2 separate regions of the Homo sapiens genome follow, and region 2 is linked to region 1. A link is a contact called in ENCODE Hi-C or POLR2A ChIA-PET data. All regions are on one chromosome and are shown on one strand. The core of a region is the stretch at or near the end of the contact, and the rest is flanking DNA. Distances in the headings are between cores, read along the strand shown. Region 1 has its middle 48 kb from the start of TENT5C. Region 2 has its middle 150 kb from the start of TENT5C.

What was found. A loop is a pair of places that touch in the nucleus more often than their neighbours do. ChIA-PET counts read pairs that join two places held with the same protein, here RNA polymerase II (POLR2A). Pooled maps may share reads with other maps.
Region 2: a loop to region 1 is called in a pooled map, with 3 times the contacts of the local background. The contact joins two enhancer-like sites. A Hi-C loop is called at or near these places in 2 of 168 maps with a recorded cell type or tissue (endothelial cell of hepatic sinusoid and left ventricle myocardium superior) and 7 of 50 pooled maps. POLR2A ChIA-PET finds 5 or more read pairs at or near these places in 4 of 52 experiments (MCF 10A, OCI-LY7, T-cell and 1 more).

What each region holds. Positions count from the first base shown.
Region 1 is chr1:117,652,063-117,656,684 of GRCh38, reverse strand. No RefSeq gene overlaps it. Among named protein-coding and RNA genes, the nearest start is that of TENT5C, 48 kb to the right of the region's middle. RefSeq lists enhancers at 1-4, 365-474, 625-694, 1,513-1,672. Within about 2 kb of position 2,489, at least 11 of the 41 ENCODE cell types and tissues checked have a DNase peak (open chromatin) inside an H3K27ac peak, as active enhancers do.
Region 2 is chr1:117,755,996-117,760,617 of GRCh38, reverse strand. No RefSeq gene overlaps it. Among named protein-coding and RNA genes, the nearest start is that of TENT5C, 150 kb to the right of the region's middle. Within about 2 kb of position 2,002, at least 6 of the 41 ENCODE cell types and tissues checked have a DNase peak (open chromatin) inside an H3K27ac peak, as active enhancers do.

The DNA.
Region 1 (4,622 bases), core at 1,240-3,739:
AAAAACTGTGCAGAGCCTGGCTGTAGAACTTCAAAGCAGTTGAGGGTCAGAAGAGAATTCAGGAACAAACAGAAGTGTAAACACAGTAGCACTTGGGTGTGAGGGGGCCCCCAGATGCAGACTGCCCAAAGAGGGTGAAGGTTCGAGCTGGGACAGCGGGGGTGAGACTGTCAGAAGAGGTAGTCTGTAGTTGGAGCCCCAGGAAGGAGCTTCCGAAACCGCCACATGTGGTGAGGAGTGTGTGGGTTTGACACAAGATAGACCCGGGCTGAATCTGCCTTCATGGTTTGCTGGCTGTGTGATCTTGGGCAGGTTTTGTTGTCACCCCGGGCTTTGGCTTCTTCAACTCTACAAGACGCCGCCTACATCACAAGGTTTCTGTGAGCTTTTGATGAAATCAGCAACAGAATCAAGTGCGTCTCTGAGAGCTGACGCAGCACAGTGCTTCAGAGCCTGGGCTCTCAAGGTTCCAGCTGAGGTCCAGCTTCAAATTCTGCCTCTAGCTCTTGGGGCCTCTGGGTCCTGAGAAGTGCCCAGCCCCTGTGTGCCCATTGCCTCATCTCGCACGTGAGGAGGGTAACCATTCCCAGCCAAGAGCTACTATAAGTATTAAATTCCAAAAGCAGGAAAAGTGCCCTGCACAGCACTTGGCACCCAGGGGGTTCCCTTTGCTCTTACTACTGAATTGTCCAGCATGCCCCAACCCATGGCAGGCGCTCAGTAACTCTGATTTCCTTCCATCCTTCCTTTTCTATGTGGTCAGAAGAGTGGTGTGACAGAGAGGCCCGGTGCTGGGAATCCACGTTTGCCCTGCTGCCAACTTGCTGTGTGGCTTTGCGCAGCTCACACAAATGTTGTAGATCACTAAAATGTTGCTTATAAAATGAAGGGGTTAGTCTAGATTCAGTGTTCCAAAACCCTGAAGGAACAAACTCTGATGTGATGAGAATCTCTCAGGAACCTGGTAAAACATCCAGCTTCTTGAGAAGATTTTTAGAGATTCCCTTAGAATTCTGGAGACCTGGAATGGGCTGAGGTTAGAATTTGTCTTTTAAATGGGTACTTTGGGCGATTCTTGACATTAAGGTGGTCAAGAGCTCAATGAGCTCGAAGGTCCTTTAGAGCTGTAAAGTCCTGAATGCTCTGGTCCCACAATCCACATCAAGTGTGTGTGTGTGTGCGTGTGTGTGTGCACGCGTGTGCGCGTGTGTGTATATGTTTTGAGAGGGAGAGAAGTTGTGTCTCCGGACTGATTTAACTGTCAACTGGGCACTCGATTTCAAAAAGATTTGAGGCTGTTAGCTTGACGTTGCATGATCATCTCACGTCCTGGCAGCCAATCTGCAGGGGTGAGCTGTTTGTCGCTTTCTCCTGACTCATGTTTGCTTATCTCCAGAAAACTCTGCACCTTCCAAACGGGCACTGCCCCAGGGCCTGCAGCTGGAGTGTCCCAGGCAGCCATTCTCGTAGGCAGCGCTTTCACAATTTTCTAGAAAATTCACCATTTTCCCAGCCCCACTCAGCATGGGTAGGGGCTCCACCAGGCCATGTGTGAGGGAGTCAGCAGCCAGAATGTGGAGCCCAGAGGCGGGAGGGGGCAGGGGCACACACCAGAGGCAAGAGGCTGAGCTGGTAGGGGTGGTAAGAGCACTTGTCTTTGGAATCAGAAGCCTACTCCCTGAGTCCCAGATCTGCCAATTACAAATTGCATGCCTTGGGCAAATTACTTTACATGTCCAAGTCTCAGTTTCATCATCTATAAATTATCTGTGCAGAAGGCACTTCTGAGAGTTCAATGAGATCATGGCCAGCCTGTATAGTAAATAGTGAAACTGACCCAGCTCACAAGTGGTTACCATCTCCATACAGCATTGTTTCCCAGTTCTCTTGAAAGCTACACCTGCGTACCACCAAGTTTCTAGACTAAACCCAGTTTTTTTCAGACACATAGACTGTGGAAATGCAAATACTGTAACATCCGGAGAGCACTGTAAGTTACCCTCCCTTCCTGCCTGTTTTCAGCCTTATCAGTAAAATCACTGAATCCCCTAGGCCTCAGTGCCCAGCCTCAGGGTTTGTTGAGAGAGGGAAGACCCAGAGGGCAAGGGTAAAGATTGACCCAGAGACTCAGAGGGTAACAGAGCTGTCCTGGGCTCAGGGAGCTGCAGGTGGGCTCTGCAGGGCATTGACCGTGTGCTTGTGCACCTCTGGGTGTGTGTGTGCTTTCCTTTGTATGTAATTAGTTGTAAATGCACATATTGGTATGTGTGTGTAGCAGGTGTCCACACTGTCTGGGTGTATGTGACCCTACAGAGTATTTTTTCTCCAGAAGTCTCCTCCCTAGCTCATCGAATTGAAGCCCACACACTAAAAACGGGAGGCTGTGGTTTTGATTCTGGCTGTCCCCTAGTCCCTGCCTATCAGGCTACACGTGGGGACTGCAGGCCCCGTGGGTGGCTGAGGAAATGAGTGGGTGAGTGGGCCTCGTTGTGGGTACTCCGCTGCCTCTGCCAAGCTCCCTAGCCTCCTCCCCCTCCCCCTTCAATTCAACAAGGCTCTCACTTGCATTATTCCGTGAAGCCTTATGAGAAACCTGTACAGACACTAGCATTAAAGAGCCAAAGATTGCCAGAGCCGAAAGAGATCTTAGAGATACATAGTCCTACTTCCTACTACAGAGGAGGAAACTCTAAAGCACAGAGAGGTGAAGTGACTTGCCCAAGGTCACACAGCCAGTTGCTGGTATTCTCCTTTATTCATGGACGAGCATTTGTTTGCATTCCTGCTATGCATCTGGAACTGTGCCAGGTGCTGGAGAAGATGCCAGGAAGCCTAACTCAGGTCAGGAGCCAGAGGAATTATTTAGGAAATGACATTTAAGCCATCACTTCCCAGAAGGGTGACTGACAACAACTAAGTCGGAAGAAAGGCCCACGCAGGGGAAACTCTGCAGGGAAGGGCTCCGAGGTTTGAAAGAGCTTCACATGTTCAAGGAGGACAGGAGCGAGGGTGTGAGGATGGGGAGATAAGTAGAGGCCAACTCGTGCAGGGAATGTGAATGTTATCCCACACACTGAGGGAACATGTAAGCTGGGGAGGGCAATAGTTTTAAAAGACCATTTTTCAAGAAGACACTGGCGGGAGCAGGAGCAGAAGTAGAGATGAGCTCTGTGCTGTTCCTCCTGTGCTGTCACAGGCAGGCACAACCTCACTACACCTCACAACAGCCCTAGGAGGGGTGCTGTGTGCCCTCTTCTTCCAAGAGGCCAGGGCCTGCCTAGATGCCGCTCAGCTGGCAACCTGTGGAGCCAGCACTCCAATTTCACACTTTTGCCTGCTAAGCCTTAGTCCCTTTTCTTTAAATTGTCTCCCATTTACTCTTCAGCCCCCTGGGATAGGGCTTTGTCTCCTCTGCTCCCTGCACCTGACTCTACAAAGTCACAGTGATGTGCGGCATCCATTCGCCTGTCTGTACAGGACTTGATGCTGCCAACCGCTCCTCCCCTGGCTCCTAGGACATTGCATTGTCCTGGTTCTCCACCCGCCTCTCTGTCCACTCCTCAGCCTTCTCCGGTTTTTCCACCTTTGCTAATTCTTCCTGGATAGATGCTCCTCAAGGAATCTGTCCTGGCTGACTCTTGCTTGCTTGGGTGCTTTACACCACAGAGGAGGCTCCAGTTACCATCTCCTCACTGTGATTCCCAGTTGTCCATCCCTAGCCGGCCTCCTGGTCTGGAGCTCTGAAACTATACTGGTAATTATCTGCATCCTCTTCTGGAAATCAGCATGACCAAAGACCCCAGACCTTCTATCCATGTTTTCTTCTCTTGGTTAATGACATCACCGTCTACCAAATTTCCCACTGCAGAAACGTATTCCCACGCCTCTCCCTACACATCATTTCTTCCACATCTAATCTGTCATATGTCATCCAATATTACTTTCTAAATCCTTTTTCAGTCTTTCTTTCCCATCCCTATGGCTACTACCCTAATTCATGTCCTATCAACCTCCTTGGCAAGGTATACAGGGCCCCAGGGGTGAAACTAGGATGAAGGGGCCTATGCCCATTCATCATGGCCTGTCATAACAGGAAGCCAACTCAGAGGCATCAGGCCTTCTTCCAGAGAAAGAATGTCATCTCTGTGCAGGGGTGGCTAAGAGAAGGCCAGCTCTCCCTAACCCAATGAGACCAGCATGTGGGTTTGCACAAATCTGTCCTGGGTAGGTCTCCCTGCCCCTCTCTCTCACCAATATGGCACTTCCCTCCCCAAAGGGACCCATCACTGCCAGCCATGCCCCATCACATATTCACACAACTCACGGTTGCTTAACCTGGTGGACAGATTCTAAGATGGCTCTCAATGCTCCCTGCCTCCTGGCATGTAGGTCCCTTTGTCTGTCTCTCTGTTGACTGTGGGCAGGACCTATGACTTGCTTTTAACCAAAAGAACACTGCAAAGGTGGTAGGATGTCATTTCCGTAATTATATTACATGAATTATAATTTCAATCTTACTGAAAGACTCTCTCTATTGCCTTCTTGGCTTGCATCCTTCAATGAAGCAAGTGCCACTTCAGAGGGCTCCATGTGCGAGGAACTGAGAGTGGTCTCCAGTTGAC
Region 2 (4,622 bases), core at 753-3,252, 100 kb before region 1:
TGGCAGAGGACAGGCTAATCAGAAGCAGCCCCCAGCCTCTCCTCCCTTCTTCTCTCCCTCCCTTTGTGAATTCAGCTTGATGGATACAAGGAAAGGCTCCAGCACTTTGATACCTAGCCACACTGCCCAGCCTCAGCATGGGACTTTCCGAAACAACTCAGGGATTTTTTTTACTGGGAGGAGGGAAGGGAATTTCCCGTGTAAGCTCACCTTGGCCATGCCCCCCCACCCATCATGAACCAAACTAGCCCAGCTCTCCCTACACCCAGCCAGAAAACTTTTTTTTTCTTTGTGACAAAAGGATTCATGCTGGGAATACTCTCTTAAAAAAAGCAAGTGGGATTAGACACAGCTTGGGGTTCAGGAGGTAAACAGATCAGGTTGCCAATGAAATAAGTCAGGCATCTATCATTTCACAGAGTGCCTCTATCATATAAGAACTGCATGACCTCAGGAAAGCCAAATAACCACCATGAGGTTTAGGTTCCTCCTCTACAAAATGAAGATGAAGATACCTACCTGATGGGACCTGAATGGGATGCCTGGTGCTCATTCAGGGCATTATTTTCCCTCCCAGGCTGATGGGATGCTAAGACCAAAGATTAGGCTCAGTTTTATAGTCCTCCTCGGCCAAAAGTTGTGTTGTTCAATATATAGATTTTTCTGCCACCTCCTTTACTATCTGGTTCCTCGTTTTGTTTTTTCTACTGTGTCAATTCTATTATCCTTATTATTCCTATGATTTTTATTGTAAAGTCTTTATAATCCAACCAGGATGGTTGATTGAAAGGACAGGTTGAAACCACAGTGGATTTTGTAACACCAGATGGGCTTCTGAAACATGTTGCATGCAAATTGTCATCTTGAGCAGAGAATCATATTTAAATATGATTCAAATAGGACTAGGTCTGGTATGGTCCAGCTTTTTTTTTTTTTTTTTTTTTTAACCTTCAGCAACTGACAGGTGTTTTCAGAAACTTCTAGTCCTGTCCCTGGGACCCTGCTATTATTCTTTGACTGTGGCCATGGGACTCCCCCACCCCCAGCCATTCCTCAGAAAAAAAGATGGCTGAGAGCCCCTCCCCTCTCCTGTCGACATGGTGGCAACCTAATGCCTGAAGCGATGGTCTCTATCCAGTCCCAGAACATCATTAGCCCCCTTTTCTCATTGCTGAGATAGGTTTGAAGGCTGGACTGGTGAGAGTGAGGTGGGGAAAACAATATATATCTTCTTTTCTCTCTAGCTCATCCACTTACTCCCACATTCCTTCTCTCTTAAAGTGTCCCTACCCCTCTGAAGCCTGGGAAGAGGATTTGAAGTGCGCTCCAGAGTAGTCATCTATCGACTTGACCTTCAGCCTCAACCTGCCAGAGCGAGTGTGGACGGGGGCAAACCGGCCCATACCAGACCTGGTCCTGGGATCACAAGAGCTAGGTTCTGTTCCAGCCCCAGCCTCACAAACTGTGTGCTACCGGAGAAGTCACTTATCCACTGTGTGTGCTCACTGTTTGCTTAACCCTCAAATCAGTGGGAAGACAAATGACTCCAGGCTGTCCAGGGAAATGTGGGAATTGAGAGTGGCCACTAGGTGGCAGTACTCAGAAAGACACGGTGCGGGAGCCCCTGACAGACATGAGGGCTCTGAAGCGCTTTAGCCTCAGAGACAGATGCCCAGGTTCAGCCTGAGGAGAAAGCCGCGACTTCCCTCGCCCAGTAAACGCATTTACCCTTCCGCGCCCCCTGCTGCAGCCGTGGGAATCGGTGCACGCCCCTCCTCCTCCCTCTCCGGCTGACCGTAGGCATCCTTTAAGACCCTGGTGAAGCTCTCCCTGACAAAGCCTCTCTCCCCACTTCTCAGGGCGAATCCTTGTCACCTCTGTCTCCCCGCCGTCCTTAATCCACACCTTGATCAGGACACCACTCTAGAGAGCTATCATTCCCCTGTCTGTCTCCCTGTGAAGTTCTGGAGAGCAGACATCAAGTTTCCTTCACCTCTGTCTCCCCAGTGCCCGACATGGGACTGGCACAGTGCCTGCTGCTATGTATTTGTCTTCCGGATGAATGAGTTCATGAATAGAGCTTGAGAAGATCAAATTAACCCCTTTGCAATGACTTTCGATCTCCTTTTTTTTTTGGTAACTCAGTATTGAGTTATGCTTTTCTTGATTTTGATCAGCAAATATTACTTTGGTGGGGTTTTAAGCATCTCTTAGCTGTGAGTCTCTTGGTTCAAACAAAAACCTATGACAACCTAAATATATAAAATGAATAAAAGTAGAGCTACTTGATTTGAAGCTGGGTGGGAAGGCCTGGAGTCTATACTGCTCCTACCTCCATCCCCTGGTTGGTTAGGGAAGCCCCCCCTTAGAATCTGAGGGCTCTGTAAACAAGTTTTTTAAGCACCACCTTGGTTGTCGTATCAGTTCTTCTTCTATTTATCTCCAGTTTCCAGAAAAGCTAAATGCCTGGGGAAGGACTGAGTTTCTTGAGGGCAGGAGCTGTGTTTCCTATCACAAGGCAGCCAGGGGGACAGTGCATTCAAAGGGTGTTTGACTCGCTAATGAAGTTGAGTTGAATTATAATAATAGGGTTCAAAGACGAATATTGCTTTAGAAGTTGGAAAGAAGTGGCCTTTCCTGGCTTTCCCCCAAAGGAGACATGGGAAGGTGACTAAGGAGCTGGCTGGCTTGACCATCACCTCTGAAGGACTCCTGAGTTAAGTCGTTGTAATCTCTGAATCAGAGGGGCCTAGGAGTGGCCAAGTGGTCAACAGCTCTTGCTTCAGAACTGGATGATTCAATCCATGCTGTAGCTTCAATTTATCTGTGTGCTCCACTGGGTTAGTGTAAGGCAATGCAAATACTGAAAGCTCCAATAAATCACTGTTATATTGAAAAATCTTAGTTAGAAGGTGCTACTGGATTGAGCTAGGCTGATCAAGGAAGTCTTCCTCTAGCATTTGTGATGGAGAGCTCACTCCTGTGAGGGGCAGCATGGGCCATTGCCAGAGGGGACTCCCTTATAGTCAGCCTCTATCTTCAACCTCATCTCTGATGGCTCTTCCCCTCTCCACATAAATGTGCTCAGGTCTCTCAATGTCCTTAAAAAAATTCCACCCTCAACTGGCACCTCTTTATAAATCTGTCCTTTCTTCACAGCCAAGAGTCTTGATAGACCAGCCCATGTTCTGTCTCCACTTCCTCTCCTCCCGCTCCCCCTCAGCTCCCTGCAATCTGGCTTGTGTTCTCACCACTCCATTGACCTGCTCTTGACTGGATCAAAACTGCCCTGGTATTGTGAAGTTCGATACTTGAACACTGATGGCTTTTTACTTACAACTCTTGCATTTATTTTTCATGCCAACTCTCTGCTGGTTTCTTTCCTCCTTCTTTGGCTGCTTCTTCTCAACTTTCTTCTCGGTTTGAGCCCCAACGAACCCTCCATCTTCTTTTCATTTTATCCCAGCACTCTCCCTGGGCCATCTCATCCATGTCTTCAGTCACTAATATTATCTTTTACGTTATCATCAGCAGTAGCATCAGGCCTTTTTGCTTGTCTCCTGTATCCAATTCATAGCAAAATCATGTCAATTCTACCTCCTAAAATCCACCCCAAACCATCCCTCTTCTTCATCCTCTTGCCACTTCGTAATTTATGCCTGGTCTCTTTTAGACTTCTGATGCACCTTCAGCACTGGTCTCTCTACTTTCAGTTTTGACCCTGTAAAATTCACCCCACATGATGCCACAGATCTAAGATATAAATTAGACCATGGCACTCAATCAATTTAAACTTTTCCATGGTGTTCACTGCCTACAGAATAACATCCAAGCTCATTAGTAGCAAGACCTTTATAGAAAGCTCTCTTTACACAAGGCCCACCATCACCTGGCCCTCTCTGTACCTCTCCAGGCTCATTTTCCTTTATTCCTTAATTTGAACTCAGTCTTACAGTAATGTTAAATTGTTTCAAGTTTCCACTGTGATGTCTTTCAGACATTCTATTTATTCAAAATAGAATCTCCTTCTTACCTTGTAATTCCTTTGCATTCTTTAAAACTCAGCTCAGCTCTCACCTCCACTGGGGAGCTTTCTGTGACTCTTCCTAATCTGACTAGGTGCCTCTCATAGGTTTTAATAGCAGCCTGTGCACACTTCTCTCTTAGCAGTAATGAAACTATACTGAGATTGGATACTTGATGGTCATCCCCATAAATTATACACTGTAAGCTCTTTTAGGACAAGGGCGTTTTAAAAGAAATATGTTTCCCCTGTAGCGTAGAACTTGGAAGGTTGTAAGTGCACAATAATACATGGAGTAAACTAGTATCACCAAAAAATTCTTACTTTTTTCTCCTTTATGGGTATAATTTGTGATTGTAAAGTTTCATTTTGAAAATCACCACTATTCAGAGTACTGATAGGCACATTATTTCTGTCTCTTGTGCTTATAAATTGGAAAATGACACAGTCATTTTCTCCCAATGCTCCTCCCATTTTTACATCACCAAACTTGTTCTTCTTTGATGGTGAAAGTGAAGTCCAGTGTATTATCAACTTTGTTAATGCATTCACATACTACACAATAAAAATGCCAGTGAAGTAGGTTGAAAACTTATCA